Regions from separate parts of the Mus musculus genome. Here regions 2, 3 and 4 are each linked to region 1. A link is a loop called in an ENCODE intact Hi-C map of the cell type or tissue named here. Cell type or tissue: left cerebral cortex. All regions are shown on one strand.

Evidence for each region. Peaks named below come from ENCODE experiments on the same cell type or tissue, not always from the same donor. Only the 100,000 strongest peaks of a DNase experiment are listed, where the experiment ranks them.
Region 2: a loop joins it to region 1, with 6 times the contacts of the local background. A loop is called at or near these places in 6 of 42 quality-filtered maps.
Region 3: it touches region 1 in a loop (2.2-fold over the local background); 4 of 42 quality-filtered maps call a loop at or near these places.
Region 4: a loop joins it to region 1, with 2.7 times the contacts of the local background. A loop is called at or near these places in 5 of 42 quality-filtered maps.

The regions. Positions count from the first base shown.
Region 1 is chr16:34,570,965-34,575,964 of GRCm38, forward strand. It overlaps a transcript of Kalrn not described here. Among named protein-coding and RNA genes, the nearest start is that of Kalrn, 59 kb to the left of the region's middle. In left cerebral cortex, CTCF peaks have their summits at 1,213 and 2,729; DNase peaks (open chromatin) are centred at 1,339, 1,873, 2,712, 3,120 and 1 more place; H3K4me3 peaks cover 3,338 bases; H3K27ac peaks cover 2,150 bases.
Region 2 is chr16:34,464,719-34,469,718 of GRCm38, forward strand. The region is part of intron 1 of Kalrn (kalirin, RhoGEF kinase); the gene reads right to left. Among named protein-coding and RNA genes, the nearest start is that of Kalrn, 47 kb to the right of the region's middle. In left cerebral cortex, a CTCF peak has its summit at 2,084; DNase peaks (open chromatin) are centred at 2,136, 3,949, 4,447 and 4,902; H3K4me3 peaks cover 376 bases; H3K27ac peaks cover 3,041 bases.
Region 3 is chr16:34,637,282-34,642,281 of GRCm38, forward strand. No RefSeq gene overlaps it. Among named protein-coding and RNA genes, the nearest start is that of Ropn1, 11 kb to the right of the region's middle. In left cerebral cortex, no CTCF peak of the experiment used is centred here; a DNase peak (open chromatin) is centred at 2,504; H3K27ac peaks cover 1,018 bases.
Region 4 is chr16:34,625,502-34,630,501 of GRCm38, forward strand. No RefSeq gene overlaps it. Among named protein-coding and RNA genes, the nearest start is that of Ropn1, 23 kb to the right of the region's middle. In left cerebral cortex, no CTCF peak of the experiment used is centred here; DNase peaks (open chromatin) are centred at 2,322 and 3,034; H3K27ac peaks cover 1,117 bases.

The DNA of each region.
Region 1 (5,000 bases):
CTGATAGACTGCAAGTGGGGTGAAGGTCGAGGGCCCAAACACAGAAGGCCATGAAGCAGAAAGGTGCTCTTCTAGACTCCCCCCTTACAGCTTGCCACAGGTCATCAATCACTTGCAGGTCTGTGTACAGAGGATTTAAATTGCCTCTGATTCTAAATGCACATGAGATCTAGCCTCTCTTTACCACCACCACAGCTGCCACCACATCCTTGAAGCCAGCAAGACTGCCCTGTGGAAGGACATTACCCCCCGTAGGAAACTGACCCCAGCCCACTTCTGACTCTGTGATCTGAGACCAGCCCAGACAATGTAAACTATTTGAAAGGTCCTAGGGAAAGCAACAAATTAACAAGTCTCTAGAATTGGAAGCTACAAAACAAATAAATGCCTATCAGAAAAAAAGTAAGGAAGACAGGAAGAAGAAAGGAAGAAGAGAGAAAAGAGAGGGCAGGAGAGGAGAGGGGAGAGGAGGGGAGGGGATGAAGAACAGGAATTCACACTTCAGGGTAGAATATGAATTCATACCATGGTGGGTTTTCCCCCAGAGCTAGAAAATACAGCTGCTAGGCGTGGCTGCGGTGGATGCCAGTGGGGTCTGGAAGAGGGAGGTCCTGGTGAGTGTTTCTGGATGTCACTTAGCTTCCAAGAGCCTCTTTCCCTAGATTCAGGACTATAAACCCAAGGCAGACACCTCTTTAGAATCCAGGCTTTGGTATCTAAGACGGGAGAGAGGAGCAAGAGAGAAAAGGGGACGGGAGGGGACGGGGGGGGGGGGGCGGGGGGGGGGAGGAAAGTGAAAATGCTGACTCCAGGATGGAGGAGGGAGGGAGGGCAAGCTGAGCCCTGGAAGCAGGACAGGATGACAGGAGCCTCCTCCCCTTTCCCAGACCCTGGCATCAACTCCCGTCCTCCAGCTCTTTCCTCCCCAGACCAATTAGAGATGACCATATGGGCCAATTAAGTCTTGACTTTCAAAGCCACAAGTTCCCCCACAAAGAGCCGGGACTCCTTTCCCTAGAGTGGTCCTCCAGGGCAAAGCAACAGGGTTAGGAAACAGATGGGTGTGCAGCCTCCAGAGCTAACCTGACCCCTGACCCCCACCAGTTCATGTCCTCTGATCCAACTTTCCCGAAGGGAGAGCAGATGCGTGGGGCGCCCATAACTTATCAGAGTCCTTGGGACAAAGATTTCCAGACAAAATGGTTGCAGACGTGTGGGGAGCTGGGGAACTGCACAACGGAGCTGGTGGAAGCTACAGGTACAGGGGACATTGGTGATGTTTGAAACAGGGCTACAGGTGGTAGGAGATGAGGGTGATCGGTGTCTATTCTGGGGAAGGGACTGTGGAGCCAGAGAACAGGAGCAGCTACAGACAGGCTGCTTGGGAGGTACAGAGGCGCAAAGGCTGGAAAGCTATCACAGGCTCCACGCGCTGCAGGCAAGCAAAGATTTGGTGGGTGTGTATTAAGAGGGACGCTAACTCGCACTTCCAGCAGTAAGTGATTCTTAGGTAAAACTCATCGGTTCCCGGAGCTGGAGAAAGGACCAAGCAGCGGGTCCAAGGTGCCTCCGATCCTCCCAGCGGGTCCAAAGTCCCAGATGCCGCTTCCCCACACGCACCCTGCACGTTCTCTCATCGCCTGGCTTCTGCCTGTCAGTCTGCAGTCTGAGCGCCTGGCGACCCTTGCTGCCCCTCTTTGCACATCAGGGCCTCGAGCCCTGGAGGGAAGAAGGGATACCGACCACGGGCGACCCGGGAGCCCCGCAGATAGGCACTGTGGAAGTAGGGAGCCGAGGGAGGGGCCGGGACACCGGTAGCTGAAGCGGCGCGCTGCAAAGTGATCCAACATCTCCCAGAGAAGGCGGCCCAGGGGGACCGCCTCCCGCCTCCCCAACACAGACTCCCGCAACTGGGGTGAACGCCGAGGGGCGCCCAGCCCCCACACCCTCCCCCAAACTGCAGCCAGCACCGCCAGAACAACGTGAACCTCCGCAACTCCAGCCCCGACGATCGCGGGGAGCCGCCTCCGACTCGCTCGCCCCGGCAGCAGCCTGCCTGCGGTCCCCAAACTTGTCCGAAGACACCGCGTCCGAGGCGGCCGCCCTCACCCGCCATCCCCGAAACCGTGCCCGAGATCTTACCTGTCCGGAAAAAGGCGTCCACGTCCGAGTCGGCGGCTCCCCCTTCCTCCGATGCCCCCTCCGGGGGGTTCATGACTGGGGGAGGGCGTCCGCGGGCAGCCGGGCGCCGGCGAAGCCTGGGGCCGAGGGCGGCGCGGCGCCCGGTGGGCGGAGGGCGCGGCGGCCGTGGCCACAGAGCCGGCAGCCGCGGGGCTCCGGGACGCGGGCGCGGGCGCGGGGCGGGGGGCTGCGGCGGGGGGCGCCGAGCCTCCTCAGGCGGCGGCGCGCGGCGGGCTAGGGGCGCCTGCCGCCGGTCCCCCCATGCTCCCCTTCCCCGGGGCGCTGGCCGCCTGCTGTCTAGCCCGGGCCGGCCCGGGGTCCCGGCTGCCTGCGCGCCCGCGGTGCCCGGCAGCGGCAGCTGCCTCTCCTCGCCCGTCCGCCCGTCTCTATTGTTCAGCCCCGCTCGGCTCTCTCCTCTTTATTTTTCCTCCTCCCTCCCACCCTCCCTGGCTCCCTACCTCCTCCCTCCCTCGCTCAGCTCGCTCTGCTCGCTGCCTCCCTCCCGGCTCCCTGGCTGGCTCGCGAGCTCTCGGGCTCCCCCTCTGGCTCCCGCCGCCGCGGCTCCCGTGGCTCCTCCCGGACTCCGGCTCCCTCGGTCCCAGCCAACAATGACCCGGGCAGCTCCGAGCTGCAGGGACGCTCCCGCGGGCCCGGGGCCTCGCCGCGGGCGGCCCGCAGCGCGACGCGCCCTTCCCCGAGGCCCGCGCGGGCCCTCCCGGAGCCCAGGCCGAGCTATTGTTCGCGCCGCGCTAGGCCGGCTTCCTGAGCCCCGCAGGAAAAGCCCGGGCCGAGGAGGCGGCGGGGCGGAGGGCGGGGCCGCCGGGCGCTCTCCCGGCTTGCGGGGGACTCAGCGGCCGCCGCCGCAAGCTCCGCAAGCTCCGGGTCCTGCCACCTCCCCGCCCCACCCTGCTCCCAGGTGCGCGCTGGGAATCCGGACCTGCCCGCACCCCTCCTGCAGCAAGTGCCCTCAGTCCCCAAGTCGGACTGGCCTGTCCCTAGAGGCTGGACTTCATCCCTCTCCTTCCTGACCTGCCCCTGGTCGCCCTGCCCTCGGAGGCCTCACCGCATCCCTGCTTATGTCTCCCCTTTTCAGCTGTTCTTTACCCTCATTCAGTATCCCCTTCAACATCTCTTGAGCGAGCGGCTCAGAGAACCGTGTTCCGTTTTATTCCTCTTACGGATGCTTTCCTGCCTATCTCTCCTGTCCTGTCGCTCTTTTGTGTCTCTCATTTGTCTCTGTCCTGCTCTGGTCCTTGGCCCGCATCTCAGGGCTCCTCTTGGACAGCAATCAAAACTCCCTAATCCCGGGGGCCTTCTCTGTTCTGTCCTTCTCTCTCCAGTGAATGGAGAGATCCAGTTGGCCTGGATAAAGGGGGTGTTGCAGCGAGCTGAATGTCAATTAACTTAGAAAGTAGAGCTGAGGAGAAACCGGATAACAACCAAAAAAAAAAAAAAAAAAAAAAGGTAAAGGGGGGGGGGAGAAAAGAAAGCAGATGTTATATTGAGTAATTAGTGTGGTGATTGAATTGTGGTGATCGGTTTGATCCGTTTTTTAAGCAATAATTAAACAATAATTAGTTGGTAGCGTGTTAGTGGCCATAAAACAGGATCTTCAGACCTGAGAACTTAATGCAATGTGTTGAGGGCTATTTGCTGCTGCCTCGCCCAGGCCTTTGGAAAGAGGAGGCAGTATCTGACCTGATGTGTTCGAACGCACCTAATGGGAAAACCTGGTGCTTGCCTCTAGTTGATGGCCTCCTACCCATTATTCCCAGTCTCTGGATCTGTTTGTCTCTGGCAATCTAATTTGGTTCTGCTTCCCTCCTGGGGCCAAAACACCTGAGGCTGCTCTCTATCCAGAGTAACCCAGGCAGCAAAGGAGAGGAATCACCATTTGAAGTCAACACGTTCTGCCCTCACCTTTCTTTCACTGTCTCTGCCTCTTTTTTTTTTAACCCATTAACAGAAAGAAAGAAAGAAAGAAAGAAAGAAAGAAAGAAAGAAAGAAAGAAAGAAAGAAAGAAAGAAAGAAAGAAAGAAAGAAAGGAATGAAGGAAGGAAAGGAAAGTAACTATGCCCAAACGTCTGTACACCTATCAAACCTACATGCAAACTTGAGACCCACCAGTGGTCCTTTACTGTCAATCTGTGCCTATCCCCTGACCTGCCAACTTGCCCACATGCACATGCCCATGACACCAATGCTTCCATTGCAGGAAAAGAACCAGAAGCTGGCAAAGAGTCAGCTCACAAGAAATGTTATATGTTTAAGGGAGGTTCCGATCAAACTCTGAAAAGATAAAGTCTAAAAAGTGAGAGAATATCCCCACATAATGACGCAAATTTTTCTATTAGATTTCTACTTTAAATGTTAAACATTCATAGCTATATGGAGATCAGAAAAGAAAATTTCAGAGCAAAAAAATTATTACTACCAATAGAGATGGACATTTCAAACCAACAAGTAGACTTGATTACTGATCCGGAATGTGTTAGTACCTTGTCAGGCACTTCAAAATACATGAAGCAAAATTGATAGGACTCATGTTGGTTGGAATTTGTCAACTCGACACAAACCCTAGGCATATCTTGGAAGTGGAATCTTAACTGAGAAACTTACCCCATAAGATTGACATGTAGGCAAGTCTATGGGGGTATTGTCTTGATTGACAATTGCAGGTGTAGGTGGGCCCCCCACACATGAGGACAGTCCCACCCATGTCCTGAGTTGTATAAGAAAGCAGGCTGAACAAGTCATGGGGAGCAAGCAAATAAGGAGAGTTTCTCTGTGGCCTCAGCGTCACTTCCTACCTTGATAT
Region 2 (5,000 bases), 110 kb before region 1:
GTGATAATCGTCTCCTTAATTTCAGTAATTGATTAACATAACTAATACCTGTCGCCTACATCAGAGCCCACCTCTCCAGGGCTGATGTCCCCAAACGCTGCCTGAAAGATAACCCAAGAGCTCACTTCTGATGCTCCCTAGATAGACAAGTCACACAGGAGGGTTTGAGTGGCTTATTTTCACTACATTATATGTTGATCAGGGAGTGATGTCACAACACAGGTGTCGAGGTCAAAGGATGCCTTTTGGAAGATGGTTCTCCTTCCACCATGTGGGTTCTGGGACCCAGCTCAGGTCGTCAGGCTTGGCAGCTCTCTACCCTTTGAGCCACCTCACCAGCCTGGTTAGGAGCTCTTCATCAGGCTTCCAAAAACTTTCCTATCAAAAAGCCAACAGTCTTTTCAAAGCCCACAGCTGTTCTTCCATAACAAGGTTCCACAGAAGCTTCTGATCCCAAGAATCCCCCTACAACCAGAACCTGGCCTGCCTTCCAGTGCTCTTCTTGTAATGGCCTGTTCTGCAAATCTTAATCACAAGGCAGAGACTTGCACTGAAGCCATCTTACAAGTTCATGAGTCACTTCCATTCTTGATGGCCTTTCGCTATTGACCAAACACGTCCAGCCCAGTGGAGATAACTACTTCTTTGTCACGTAGCTTCCATACCAGACTGCAGTGTCTTCTCCTGTGTGTGTGTGTCCCTTCCCAACACACACATCTCTAGTTCCAGTGATGCCCTGCAGAGCAGTAAGAGGTGGGAGAATCTCACTCCCCCTTCACAATGGATGCCCAGCAATATGGAAGGAAACCATTATGCTTGTATGCACATTTTAGTAAATCAAGCATTCAAGACAAAGCATTTGTTGTGAACAAACCACGTGCCTCATGGTGCTCAGATGCTAAGATAGGAGGCTAAATAACATGCTACTCATATATAAGAGTGTCACACTAGTCCCCTAGAACGTCACGATGTGGCCCAGCTTCCAGAAAAGCCTACTTTTTCTGCACCTAGAGGTATCCTTGATTCTTCTCCTAAAATACAAAAGACAAAATCGATGGGTAAGTCTGAACATCACACCCATGTCTGTCTCCGAGTTTGTATCTTCATTGAGTAAAGTGTTAACAGGAAAGGATGCGGGATGGAGGGTTCATCAGGCTTCCTCATCTGTTTCTTTGAACTTCCCATGGATCTAATTATTTCAGGTTTTAAAAAAAGATTTTAAATAGATAGATGAGATTTCAGTGACAGTTCAAAGTCTAATAAAAGGCCTAACCTTGGGTGAGTCTACCCACTCCAATACTTCTGGAAATATGCACAGAAAAAAAAAAAAACACCTGAAAGCAGAAACTTCAGGCAAAAGCTCACACTCTACTGTCTCACAGAGAACTTGTCATACTGTGCACCATACATCTGAATATGTATAGTGCCTGTTCCTTATTCCAATTCTGGGATATCTGGAGGCTCAGTGCACATTGCCTGTGCTCCCTGTAACCTGGAGGGTCTGCCCAGGTGGGGAGTTAAACCAGCAGGACTTAGAATCCAACATACCTGGTTCTCAAATAGAAGCCACCACTTCCTAGCTGTAGGACCTGGGCACATAATTTGTCCTCCTCCATCTGCTGCAAAAGGATGCTGGTGGCAGGTGCTACTACCAATGTGTCAATAAATAACTTAGTACGAAGCACATGAGAAAGACCAGCATCCACCAAAACTATTTATGGTCCTAGAACTCTGGGCAGGAAAAGGTCTGGGTTTTCAAGGCACATTCTTCCTTGCTTTTCAGTGACAAGTTGTCTGTCTTTCTCTATATTCTGGCACCTCTCTAACCTGCCTAGACATCTCTGTTATCCAGTTACCTCAGCCCAGGACTCCTCAAGTGAAACTTCAATGAATGATCAGTTTGAATTTTTATGTTGTTTTTCTTTTATTACAATCTGTCATCAACTAATACTTTAGTGGAAAAAATTAAATAACACTGCCAGAGGAGTGTTAATTTTAAAAACAACATTTAAGCTCTAATTTCTTAATTTTTAGATTCAACAGACACGTTACTTTGCAAACTGGTGTGAAGTTTCTAAATACAGCCTTTCCATTTCTGTCCCCCTCACCGCTAGCTGGCAGCAAGCATTTGGCAGAGCTCTGCAGTGGACAGGGAGCTCCACTCGGCACCTCCTTCCTCCAAGACAGCCAGGGGAACGTTAACAATCAAGGTTTAAAGTCTCTGTGCTTTGCATCCTGACTTCAATTCCTCACTTAGATTCAAACTCTCTCAGTGCTAGGACCATGTCCACTGGGCCTTGAATATGACCAGACACCTCATGGGAGCTTAATTACCTGCTGACAACCTAAAGATTTAAACAGACATATTATTTACTTTTACCTTTTCACAGTTTAGACAACTTAATGGGTGCGTTTGTAAAGACCTGCCCCAGGAGGACACTCTGTCCCTTGGCATCCCTCCTTGTTTGTCTGAGCCTCGTCTCTCTTTTTCCCCCACTACTGGATGCATCTCCACTTAACTGAAATGCACAGATATGGTCACTGCTTCTTTTCTACTGAAGGAAAAGACAGAATAAATTGCAGAAAGTGCCATTCATCAACTCCTGCCTCTCTAGATAAACATGCGAGCAAACGGAGAACATCTATTAATTTACTTCCCGGGGATACCGTCAGGCTAATCTCTCAGTGTCACTCCAACACTGGCACATGATGGCTGTCCAATAAGCACCTATGCAAAGGGTCACAATGTGCCAGCAAGTCACAAGGGCTGCAAGCCACATCTTCACTGTGTCACTGGGAATGTATGCACAATTTTAACCAAAACAGGGCAGTGAATTGCACTGGAAGTCAGGTCCAGGCATTCTAAAGAGGTTGGCTACTCAGACCGGACAGTAAAATCAGACAGAAAAACATTTTAAACACTCACGCCTGTACCTCAGTCGCAGAGATTATTCCACGCGACTAGTCTAAGAACTCAGAAGGTCCTTAGATGTATGCTCAGAAGACAAATGACTGGGTTAATAGGTGAGGAGTTGGGGCAGATGTGAAGCTGGTCCTGACTTCTGTCCCTACACACCCCTACCCTAGAGGGTCTTCTCCCAAGGGTTAGCCTCAAGCTCCAGCCAGGATGTATCCCTCTTTGTCTTCTCTCGGGTCTGAAGCAGAGGAGGCTGCTTTGAAATACTGTGCTCTAAGAAAGCATGGATTTGCTTCATCCTTGCCTTTTTCAAGCAACAAACTTTGGGGCTTTCTGAAACGCACACCCAGAAGGCCCCTGAGCCTCACTGGCCTCTGCTCACACAGGATGCGAACACTTCATCTCATTTATTTCTTATTAATCTAATGGTTGTTCATCGATTGTTTTTCTGGAGGCTTCTAAGTCCAAGATCGTGTCTGAGACTGCAGACTTCCAGGGCAGAGAGGCCAGGGACGGGGATGAGAGATGCCAGCTGCCTACTGAGGGCAGACAAAGGTAACAAACTCAAGGCCTCATGAAGTATCGACCGCCCCGTGTCAAGGAGCAAGGAAAGGTTGGCTGAACTCATGAGCTACACCAGCAGTGTGATTTTGGGGCTGCCCAAGCTTCTGATCTTTGGATACCTTTTGGGGATGCTATTATTTTTTGGCTGTCAGAGACCCCCACCCCAATGCTTTCATGACCTGGAGGAGCCCCTGAATTTGTCATTCTCCCTCTGCATCCTGGCCTTCCCACTCCTTGAGCCGCATACTGAGATAATCTGGATGCTGTGTGGGGGTATCTAGAAGGAGATGAACACGGGGAAACTGGGGAATCAGCTGTGAAATCCAACACATTTTTTTTTTAAGGTGGAAAATAAAGGAAGAGAGAAAATGCCTTAGACGCTGGGAAAGCACCTTCACCAGACACTCCTCGGGTCTCCCCTTCCTACCCACCTAATAGGTTTCATTGTTCACATGACTTGCCCTACATCAGAAAATACTCCTGTACTTGTTCAGGATATCTACCCTGCTTTAAGAACAGTTGGAAACCACAGACTTCCTTGCTGAACTTGGAGCTTTTTAGTCATCACTGGAAGCTTTGGAAACATCAGAACTGCTAAATGTTGCTTGTTTTATTCCCTCCGGTCTGCCTGCCTGCATATTGATGATGCTCTATCACCAGCACTAACAGGCATTTTCTGGGATAATTTTGCCTCCACACCCAAATGGAAAAGGACCCTTGTTTCTTAGTAGGTTCCCTCCTTCAGTTCTTATAATTCATGAGCTAAATTTTGGGCTGTACTCAGACCATCCCCGCTTGCAAGCAGCAGGGTCAAGATTCAAACCCAGGGAACTATGACACCATTGCTCACAGAGGCTCATCTTCCTGAAGGCACCAAAGAGTTAAATCTGACTGACTTCCATTCCAATGCAGGACTCAGGAAGCCCCAACTGACTAGCTCCTCCTACGGGGCTCCATCAACTGTGTGGCTTGCCTAAACCATCAGCATGGAGGAAAAAGAAAAGCAACATCATCGTCCAAATGCAGGCAGACATGAGAGCACACATGGTGGAAAGGAGAAGGGTAGCATCCGGACCAAAGAGGTACCCTGTGGGCCCATCTGAGATATCCCCTTCCCAGGAGCACCTCTCAACTGTAAGATTCTGAAAAAGATGATTCATCCATTCACCATCAAATTGGTATATATTAAATACCTAGTGTGTGCCTGGGACCACGACCTGTACCACGGTTGGGGGGGGGGGGCGCACACAGCACAGTGAACAAAGCAGCCACAGTTCCGATCTTCATAGAGCCAGCTGCTATAGAGGAGCAAGACGGGGGTTCCAGGGCCTCTGTGTGGTAACAGAACCTCCTGACACACTACCTTAAATTTAGAGCTGAAGCACTTTTGTGGGAGGAGAAGGAGGAGTATAGGAAACCAAACTGGTTGCTATGCAACCGTGATGATTTATTCTTAGCCAGAGCAGGAAGAGCAGCATGGAGCAGGGAAAGCAGCATGGCGCAGGAGTGGGTGGGGGGT
Region 3 (5,000 bases), 66 kb after region 1:
CATGTCAAAAGCCCAGGGAGGACCTCCAGCCTTTGAGCACAATGTCAGGGAACAACACATGCTGGTAATATCTGCCATGTCCTCTGTCCTCGGCTGGTTCTTCTCTGTGTGGCACATATAAAGTGCTCAAACAATTCTTTCTCGAATTAAACTACTATCTGAACCATTTATTTGCATTATGAATATTCTCAGTGGGTAGATATGTGAAATGTGTGGTCTGCAGCACTATCATGGAAGGTTCTGGAAACTGTAGAAGGCAAAGCTTGGCTGGAGGAAATAAGAAGAGCTATGTTTTTGAAATGCACAATCTTGCCTTGTCCTCTTTTTGCTTCCTGTCCACAATGAGGTCAATAGTTTCCCCTTGCTCACACATACACACACACACACTGCTGTCATGTTCACCCTTGCCACAATGAGGCCAAGAAACACAGATTCAAGCTAACCACAGTTCACCCTTTGAAACCATGAACTAAAATAAATGTTTCCTAAATTCATTCTTTTTAATAGCTGAGTAGTACTCCATTGTGTAAATGTACCACATTTTTTGTATCCATTCCTCTGTTGAGGGGCATCTGGGTTCTTTCCAGCTCTGGCTATTATAAATAAGGCTGCTATGAACATAGTGGAGCATGTGTCCTTCTTACTGGTTGGGACATCTTCTGGATATATGCCCAGGAGAGGTATTGCGGGATCCTCCGGTAGTACTATGTCCAATTTTCTGAGGAACCACCAGACTGATTTCCAGAGTGGTTGTACAAGCTTGCAATTCCACCAACAATGGAGGAGTGTTCCTCTTTCTCCACATCCTTGCCAGCATCTGCTGTCACCTGAAATTTTGATCTTAGCCATTCTGACTGGTGTGAGATGGAATCTCAGGGTTGTTTTGATTTGCATTTCTCTGATGATTAAGGATGCTGATCATTTTTTCAGGTGCTTCTCAGCCATTCGGTATTCCTCAGGTGAGAATTCTTTGTTTAGCTTTGAGCCCCATTTTTAATGGGGTTATTTGATTTTCTGGAGTCCACCTTCTTGAGTTCTTTATATATATTGGATATTAGTCCCCTATCTGGTTTAGGATAGGTAAAGATCCTTTCCCAATCTATTGGTGGCCTTTTTGTCTGGCAAATGGATGGACCTGGAGGGCATCATCCTGAGTGAGGTAACACAATCACAAAAGAACTCAAATGATATGTACTCACTGATAAGTGGATATTAGCCCAGAAACTTAGTAGATATAAGATACAATTTGCAAAACACATGAAACTGAAGAAGAACGAAGACCAAAGTGTGGACACTTTGCCCCTTCTTAGAATTGGAAACAATCACCCATGGAAGGAGTTACAGAGACAAAGTTTGGAGCTGAGACAAAAAGATGGACCATCTAGAGACTGCCATATCCAGAGATCCATCCCATAATTAGCCTCCAAACAATGACACCATTGCATACACTAGCAAGATTTTGCTGAAAGGACCCTGATATAGCTGTCTCTTGTGAGACTAGGCCAGGGCCTAGCAAACACAGAAGTAGATGCTCACAGTCAGCTATTGGATGGAGCACAGCGCCCCCAATGGAGGAGCTAGAGAAAGTATCCAAGGAGCTAAAGAGATCTGCAACCCTGTAGGCGCAACAATATTATGAACTAACCAGTACCCTGGAGCTCTTGACTCTAGCTGCATATGTATCAAAAGATGGCCTAGTCGGCCATCACTGGAAAGAGAGAGCCATTGGACACGCAAACTTTATATGCCCCAGTACAGAGGAATGCCAGGGCCAAAAAATGGGAATGGGTGGGTAGGGAAGTGGGGGGGAGGGTATGGGGGACTTTTGGGATAGCATTCTAAATGTAATTGAGGAAAATATGTAATAATAAAAAATATTTTAAAAAAATAAATGTTTCCTCCCGTAAGTTTTTCTGTTGGCTATTTCGTCACAGCAATGCAGAGCCTAATATGCCCCGTAATATTCTCATATCCAAGGCTCACGGTCAACACTTTAGAAAAAGCCCAATATCAACCTGGGTTCCTGTAAGATGATGTATTTGTCGTTATGCCAACAATTATAAAACACACGTTTTTTGTATTTTTAATAGAAGAGAGGTTCACAAAGGCAAAAGTGGGTAGGGCCCACAAAAACCATAGTTTGGCCCTGGTCATTTAACCTTTATCAATTTCAGAGACTCACACTTTCCAAGCCTTTCCGTGAAATTGTTGAGATGGATCATGGATCCAAACGTCTCTGTTTCCTCTTTCTACTGCTGACTAAACCACAAGGCATTAGCATCTCAAGCAGCTGCAGGGAAGCCAGCTACCCAAGTTCATCTGAGGAAGGCTACCTGGGAGAATCCTAAACAGAAGCCAACAAATGTCCCTTGTCTTCAAGGAAAGTGGGGTGATTCCCTGGCACACAGGCCACAGATAAGAACTGAGGAAAACACGGTAGTCTCTGGACCAGGCCCCTGAGGAAGACAGCATATTGTGTGTGTAGACACTGGTTCGTTTGAGATGAGCCACACTCGGGTGGCTGCAGAGCCAGGAGCGTCTCTTCTGCATTTGGGGCAACAGCCAGAAGAGAATGTTTGCTGAACTGCCTTATGCAGTAGCATCCTCTCCATGGTAATGTGAGTTGTTCCCTTGATTGCTCTCTGATGCGTAGCTTTAATTGTATCTTTGCTTTTATGTAGAGAACAGAATCGTGTTCCCAGGAGGATAGTTGGGAAAACCCACTGCTAGCATGGAATACAAATTGAGGCCTGCAGAAATCACTCTTCCTGAGTGGGCACAGGAAGAGACGAACAAGGACAACAATCTCCAGAGACCAGAAGTTTAGTCAGGGAGAGGTCACGGTCTCTCCTCCTTCTAAAGAGATTAACAGGAGCAACGTTATTACTAGATGAGGAAATTGCTTTTGGTGGGAGGTTTGTATGTTGATGAAAAGCTACCACCCCCCAAAATGCTCCCCCTCCCCCACTCCAGAGTGTCTCCATTTCTAAGACATCTAATACCACTGTTGATATAAGAACCTGGTTCTTTAATCTATTATCAGTGAGCATTTCTACACGATTAAGATCATACTGTATAGACATTTTGTAGCCTGCCCTTTTCAGTGACTCTGCAGCTTATGAGCCTTTGAGGAGGAAGCATTGCAGTAGAATCCAGGCATTTTCAGCTGAGAAAGCATCAAACGGGAGTTCCAGCAATGGGGACCAGGACTGGCTCCTGAGAGTGGAAATTGTCCCTTAAAGCAGCAATTGGTTCTGGGAGATAGGTCTAAGGGGAGGGGGCATATTTTGTTAAATCTCTTTAACCTTTTGCATTTTCCAAATTTGCACAACAAAGTGTCACTTTCATTATCAGAAAAACTTTTTTTTTTAAGTGTTTCTTTCTGCTGCTACATCCGAACCAGCAGCAAAAGAGCAAAAGAGCAAGGCCCGTCTCTCACCACTATGTGGGAAAGGGAACACTAGCCATGGAAGAGCATTGTGTGTGTGTGTGTGTGTGTGTGTGTGTGTGTGTGTGTGTGTGTGTGTGTGATCTCAGGACAGGTTACAAAGAAGCAGCAATCCTTGGGGTATTCTCAGAGAAAGAATACTCCTTCATGTTGCTTGTGACCATAACCTCCTGTTTCAGGAGTCACTGAGAGCAGATCAGGGCTCAATGGAAGGGAGGCTGGTGCGGGGCAAAGTGCCTAGAACATCCCCACCCCCACCCCCCCCACCCCCAAAAAATAGCATGGCCTGGTCACTTAGCCTGTGTCAGCTTCCGAGTTTTCAAGATCTTCTGTAAAATCATTCAGGTGGATTGGATGAACCACACCCACTTGGTCCACCCCTCCCCTTCACTCTCCTCCCCTCCCCTCCCCTTAGCACTCAGACACAGCGAAAACCTAAGAGGATCCCCCCCCCCGTAAAAATAACTAGAGTCATGGGTTGAACTCATACTTCCACAGCAGAGTTAGCAGTCGTCGGAAGGAATTGCTGTTTTAATCACCGCTACAAAGAACCATTACCGCATCAGACGGATCGGAAGGAGCAACTCGAGACAGTGGCTTGGCACATCCCGCTTCTCCTAGGAACGATTCCCTACCTCGTTCCATAGGAGACACTTTTTGTAAAATGTGAACGCCCCCTTTCAAAACTCCGATCCTTCTTTTCAAATCAGGGTTATAAATAAGTAAGTACAATTTGCGAACCATTTGATTACATCCCTGTACTTTCCCAAGATTCCCTAAGGAGGCACTTATACCCAATTTCACTTCATTAAATATTTAAATAAAAACCAACTGAAGTGAATCCTGGGACAAAGGGGCATTTATTAAACACGTGCTAGGGCACAGCACGGCACCAGGCTTTGGACATGGGGGCAAGTGGAACATTTCTCCATGGCCAGCAGTAAGATACCGCTGCAAGGAGTTTTAGAGCAAGAAGGGACTGGTTTCCAGGGAGAAAGACGATCCAGAAACCGTCCATTTTAATGAGAATTCCATATTCAGCAGCAACAAATACACAGAAACTTCATCTGGCAACGGATGAACTTGCATGAAACCAAGCAACTGAACAGCAAACCTCACATCACAGGGCCTGGGACTTGCTAGGTCTCCTCAAAAAAAAAAAAAAAAAAAAAAAAAAAAAAAAAAAAAAAAAGAAAAAAAGAAAAAAAAATGTGGTACCAAAAAATTCATTTAAACATATTTTGCTCAGGAAACTCATATTTTTCATTAGTAAACATTTGCTGAGTGTGGAACTATGCCAAGAGAATGTAGAAACACGGAAAATAGTAGACACCACAAATAGATCGCCACGCTGCAGGGCATACACACTAGACAGCAAGGGAGTGGTCCCAGCAGCCAGCTCTGAATTAGGAGCCAGGAGAGAATTCTCCTGTGACAGTCTGAAGATCCAGCAAGAAGCAGATGGTACACTTAAGAAAGTTTAGCTGAGCTGGAGAGATGGCTCAGTGGTTAAGGGTACTGGCTGTTCTTCCAGGGGTCCCAGGTTTAGTTC
Region 4 (5,000 bases), 55 kb after region 1:
ACCTATGAAATTGTAAGGTCAAATAGAATGTAAAAATTCCAGGTCTTGAATTTTGTTCCTACTGTGGGCTATGAAGTGAACATTTCTGGTTGTGTCATGTGCTACAGACTCACTTGGTGTTTTGCTGAGGCAGACTCATGTGGGGTGTCTCTTGTGAGGCTATGCAGTGCCTGGCAAATACAGAAGTGGATGCTCACAGTCACCTATTGGATGGAACACAGGGCCCCCAATGGAGGAGCTAGAGAAAGTACCCAGGGAGCTGAAGGAGTCTACAACCCTATAGGTGGAACAACAATATGAACTAACCAGTACCCTCAGAGCTCGTGTCTCTAGCTGCATATGTAGCAGAAAATGGCCTAGTCAGCCATCACTGGGAAGAGAGGATCCTTGGTATTGCAAACTTTATATGCCCCAGTACAGGGGAACACCCTGGCTAAGAAGTGGGTGGTTAGGGGAGCAGGGTGGGGGAAGGGGGGTTAGGGGACTTTTGGGATAGCATTTGAAATGTAAATGAAGAAAATATCTAATAATTTTTTAAAAAGACCCTCAGGAGGACACATGATATTTGGAGAGAGTATAAATAGGACTCAATGGACAGTGTCAGGGCATTTGCATAGCTAGCCTTGCAATGCTTTATTGTTCTTGCATCTTTGCTGATCTTCACTTCACTGAAAGAGGCATGTCAAAGAACTTCTCCTGGCATCTAGGCTGGTTCTGGTCGCTCCCACTGAGATTTGTGTTTGGTATTCTGACACTATTGAACTGGACTGCTGATATCCTGACAAATGGAGATGGAAATCACCTCCAAACTACTTCTAAGCAGGTCCACATCCCCTTGTCCTATTTACCATCTGTACTGGCTAGTTTTGTGTCAATTTGACACAGCTGGGGTAATCACAGAGAAAGGAGCTTCAGTTGAGGAAATGCCTCCATTGAGATCCAACTGTAAGGCCTTTTCTCAATTAGTGATCAAGGGGGAAAGGCCCCTTGTGGGTGGGACCATCTCTGGGCTGGTAGTCTTGGGTTCTATAAGAGAGCAGGCTGAGCAAGCCAGGGGAGGCAAGCTAGTAAGGAACATCCCTCCATGGCCTCTGCATCAGCTCCTGCTTCCTGACCTGCTTGAGTTCCAGTCCTGACTTCCTTTGGTGATGAACAGCAGTATGGAAGTGTAAGCCGAATAAACCCTTTCCTCCCCAACCTGCTTCTTGGTCATGATGTTTCTGCAAGAATAGAAACCCTGACTAAGACACCATCTTTTCTCCTCTACCTCTGGATGGTGGAGGTCAAAGCATTTGAGAATCCTTATTAGAAGTAAGTTTTAAAACACCTAAGCCTAGAGGGTTAAAATAGATACTAATGACCTATGTAGAAAAGATCCCTGGACCCAAAGATCCCAGAGGTCAAACATAAAGAATATACGTAAGAATAGTAGTTCCTTTGCCTGTTGCTATGGGGAAACACCTTGACAAAAACAACTTAATGATGAAGGGTTTATTCCAGCTCATGGTTCAAGGCATAGCTCATCATGGTGGAGAAGCCGAGGCAGCAGGTACTTGAAGCAACTGGTCACACTGCATCTGCAGTCAGTGAACAGCAATGGATGCATGCTGTTTATCAGCTCCCTTTCTGTGTATGCAGTCATGGATCTCAGTCAGGGAATGGTGCCACCCACTGGCCTTCCCCTCCATCCCCAATTAATGCAATCAAGATAATCCCCACAGACATGCATAGAGGCCCATCTCCCATTTGATTCTAGAAGCAGCTCTAGGTGAAAATTAACACCCAATCACAATTCCACCCTTTATTAACTTGACTCCCAAACAAATCATTTTGAGTCATAACCTTCTACCCCTGTGTCCACAGGTTCATAACTACATTATAAGGCAGAATGCATCCAGAAGTCCCATAGTCATTAACCATTCAGACCCATGAAAAGTCCAAAGTCTCTTAATTGTGAGCTCCTATAAAATAAAAGTCAAGTTACATATTCCCAGCATATAATAACAGAACAAACTTTTCTACCCCAGAGGAAGAGTTGGGGCATAGCAAGAAATAACTGGACTAAAGCAAGACTAAAATCCAGCAGGACAACACTAAATCCTATAACTTCATATCTGACTTCTGGAGTTAGTCAGATAAAATAGCTAGGCTCTCCAAAGGGCTTGGGTAGCCTCATATTCTCTCTCTCTCTCTCTCTCTCTCTCTCTCTCTCTCTCTCTCTCTCTTTCTCTCTCTCTCTCCAGTACTACTCCATGTAGGCAGTTCTCCTTGGCAGACATCCCACAGCCTTGGAATCCCCAACATTGGGAGGTCTCCACTGTAATTTAAGCACCGCCTTTCACAGCTTTACAAAATGGTCTCTCGGGGCTTCCTCAAAGGGAATCTGACCCTGCCACACATCACTTGGCCTCCAAAGAAGCCATCATTGTTCTCCAAAATTGTAGAACAAGACCCCATGGCCTCCTCAATCTTGTATCTTTTGTGCCTCTGAAACCAATCCCACCTGGATGACTCTGCCAAATTCTGCTGCCAGGTCTCTATGGAGCCTCTGAGGATTGCAAGTTTGTCTTCGGGACATCTTTCCTGCTGCCCCAGTGGATTGCAGAAGGTTTCTCCTCCGTGGTGCTGACCTCTATAACAATTACAGCTGTTTCCTCAGACCCTGCCTGACTGCTCTGCTATCTTGACATCTCCTCTGCCTAATAAATTAATCCAAGTGATCTTTAAATTCAGAGTCACTCAAATTGGCAAGACACTGACAGAATAATGCAATATTCTTAGCCAGAATAGCACACAAATGGCCACCATCCTAGTCTCTGATGGAGTCCTGGTTCCCCCTCTGACACCTCACAGGCTGAGAGTTCTCTGTCTGCATTTCTCTCAGTATGTCTGTCTTCCAAGTTCCCACTAAAATGGCCCATTAAGCCCTGCTTACAGCATTCAAGAATTTTTCTAGCCCAAAGTTCCAAATTGTTCTACATTCATCCTAAAAAACCAGCTCCAAATTGCTAAGCACCACATGGCCAAGTTTATGACTCAGCCGCTCAGTACCAGCTTTCTGATTTAGTTTTTCCAGTTGCTGTGAAAAAAAAAAAAAAAAAAAAAAAAAAAAAAGCCTGAGAAAAGCAACTTAGTGACGAATGGGTTTATTTCAGCTTATGGATCAAGGAACAATGTATCGCCAGTGGAGTGAAGGCAGGAGGAGCTTGGAGCAGTTGGTCCCAGTAGCACCTACTGTCAGTAAGCAGCAAGCCCGTGAGTGCTCAGCTCCCTGCCTGTTCTCCCTTTTCCAGGATCCCAGGCAAAGATGGAGGTGCCTCTCACAATGGGCAGGTCTTCCTGCCTTAGTCAATGTAATCCTGACAATCCCCAGGCATACCCAGAGACTCATCTGTCAGGTGAGTTTCTATTAAGGTAACAATTAGTGTTAACCACCATGAGTAATAAATTTAAAACTCTACCATGTCTGGAAGAAAATGTAGGAGAAATGTGTGGGGGAGTCGATGAAGATTCTTCACTCTGAAAATGTGTAGATAATGAAATTAAAGTTGACAAATTGGATTTAATAAAAAAAAAATTAAATGTATTTGAAAGAGACTTTTTAAAAAATGAACAGTTAGGATAGAAAGTGGGAGACAATGCAGGACACATATCTGGCCAGAGGCTCATGTACAGAATATTTAAAGAACTCTTATAACTCAAGAATACAAATGATATAGTTTAAAACATAAACAACAGAAGCTAGCAAGATGGCTCAGCAGGATGACCTGCTCAATCCCCGGGACCCATGTGATCGAAGGAGAGAATGAACTAGCTTTGTTGCCTAGAACATACACATGTGTACCGTGGCACAGACTTGCATAAGAGAACACATACACATAAAATAAATAAACATGGAACAGAAACGTTTTAAAAAGAGTGAATTAAGCAAATCTTTGTAGAGGCTCTTCACCAAAGAAGATATATAAATGGCCTATAAAGACATTACAAGCTTCCGATATAATTAGTTAATAGTGAGCATTGGTCATTATGCAAATTAAAAACCACAATAAAATATACCATAATATGCCCATTAGCACCTCAAGAAATTTATAAGACTAACTACAGCAAATTGACACTGGAAACAACTGGACTCTCCTACAATGCCTTAGGGTATGTAAAATGGTATAGCTGCTTTGAAAAAGAAGTGTGGTAGTTTCTTAAAATGTTCAAATATGCAACTGATATATATGACCTAGCCATCGAACTTCTAAGCATTTATCCTGAAGAATTACAGCTTGCACCTACACAAAAGATTGTACATGAATATTCATAGCAACTTCAATGATAATAACCCCAAACAAGAAACAACTCAAGTCCTTCAACATGTGACTAGATAAAATGCTACATAATGAAATATTATTTCTCAGTAAAAGAAATAAATTATAATATACCAATAAAATAAATGAATCCTAACGTAATTATGCTTAGCAAAAAAAAAGCACACATAGACAAATGCACACAATACAATTATATTTATTTCAGTCTGGAAAATGCACACTTTCCTGAACTGACAGAAAGCAGATGAACAGCCCTGTGGCTCTAGAGACAGAAGAGGCAGCATGTGTGGCAGGGATGTTGAGGGATGGTGGTATTGTAAACCATGTGATTCCCCAAGGGTGTGGATGTTTCAAAACTCACAAAATTCCACAGGTATGCAAAATGGCAAGGAAGAAGTTAAAGAAGACAGATATTTGGATGTTGAAATTTGAGTGCCCTCACACTCCAGGGAAGTTCAGTGAAGACCCTTTCAGTGCTACAAGCATAAAAGGAAGAGAATAGAAACAAACTGCAATTAGTATCAGGTAGATGTGATGAACAGAAACATTGTCTCCTTGTACGTAGATACCGCCCAGTATTGAGCATCCCAGAGTTCCCGCATGCATCTCCCCTGCCTTCAAGGCTTTCTGCTTTCCAACCACAGCAGACACTTGTAAGACTCTCTTACCCCAAGGATCGAT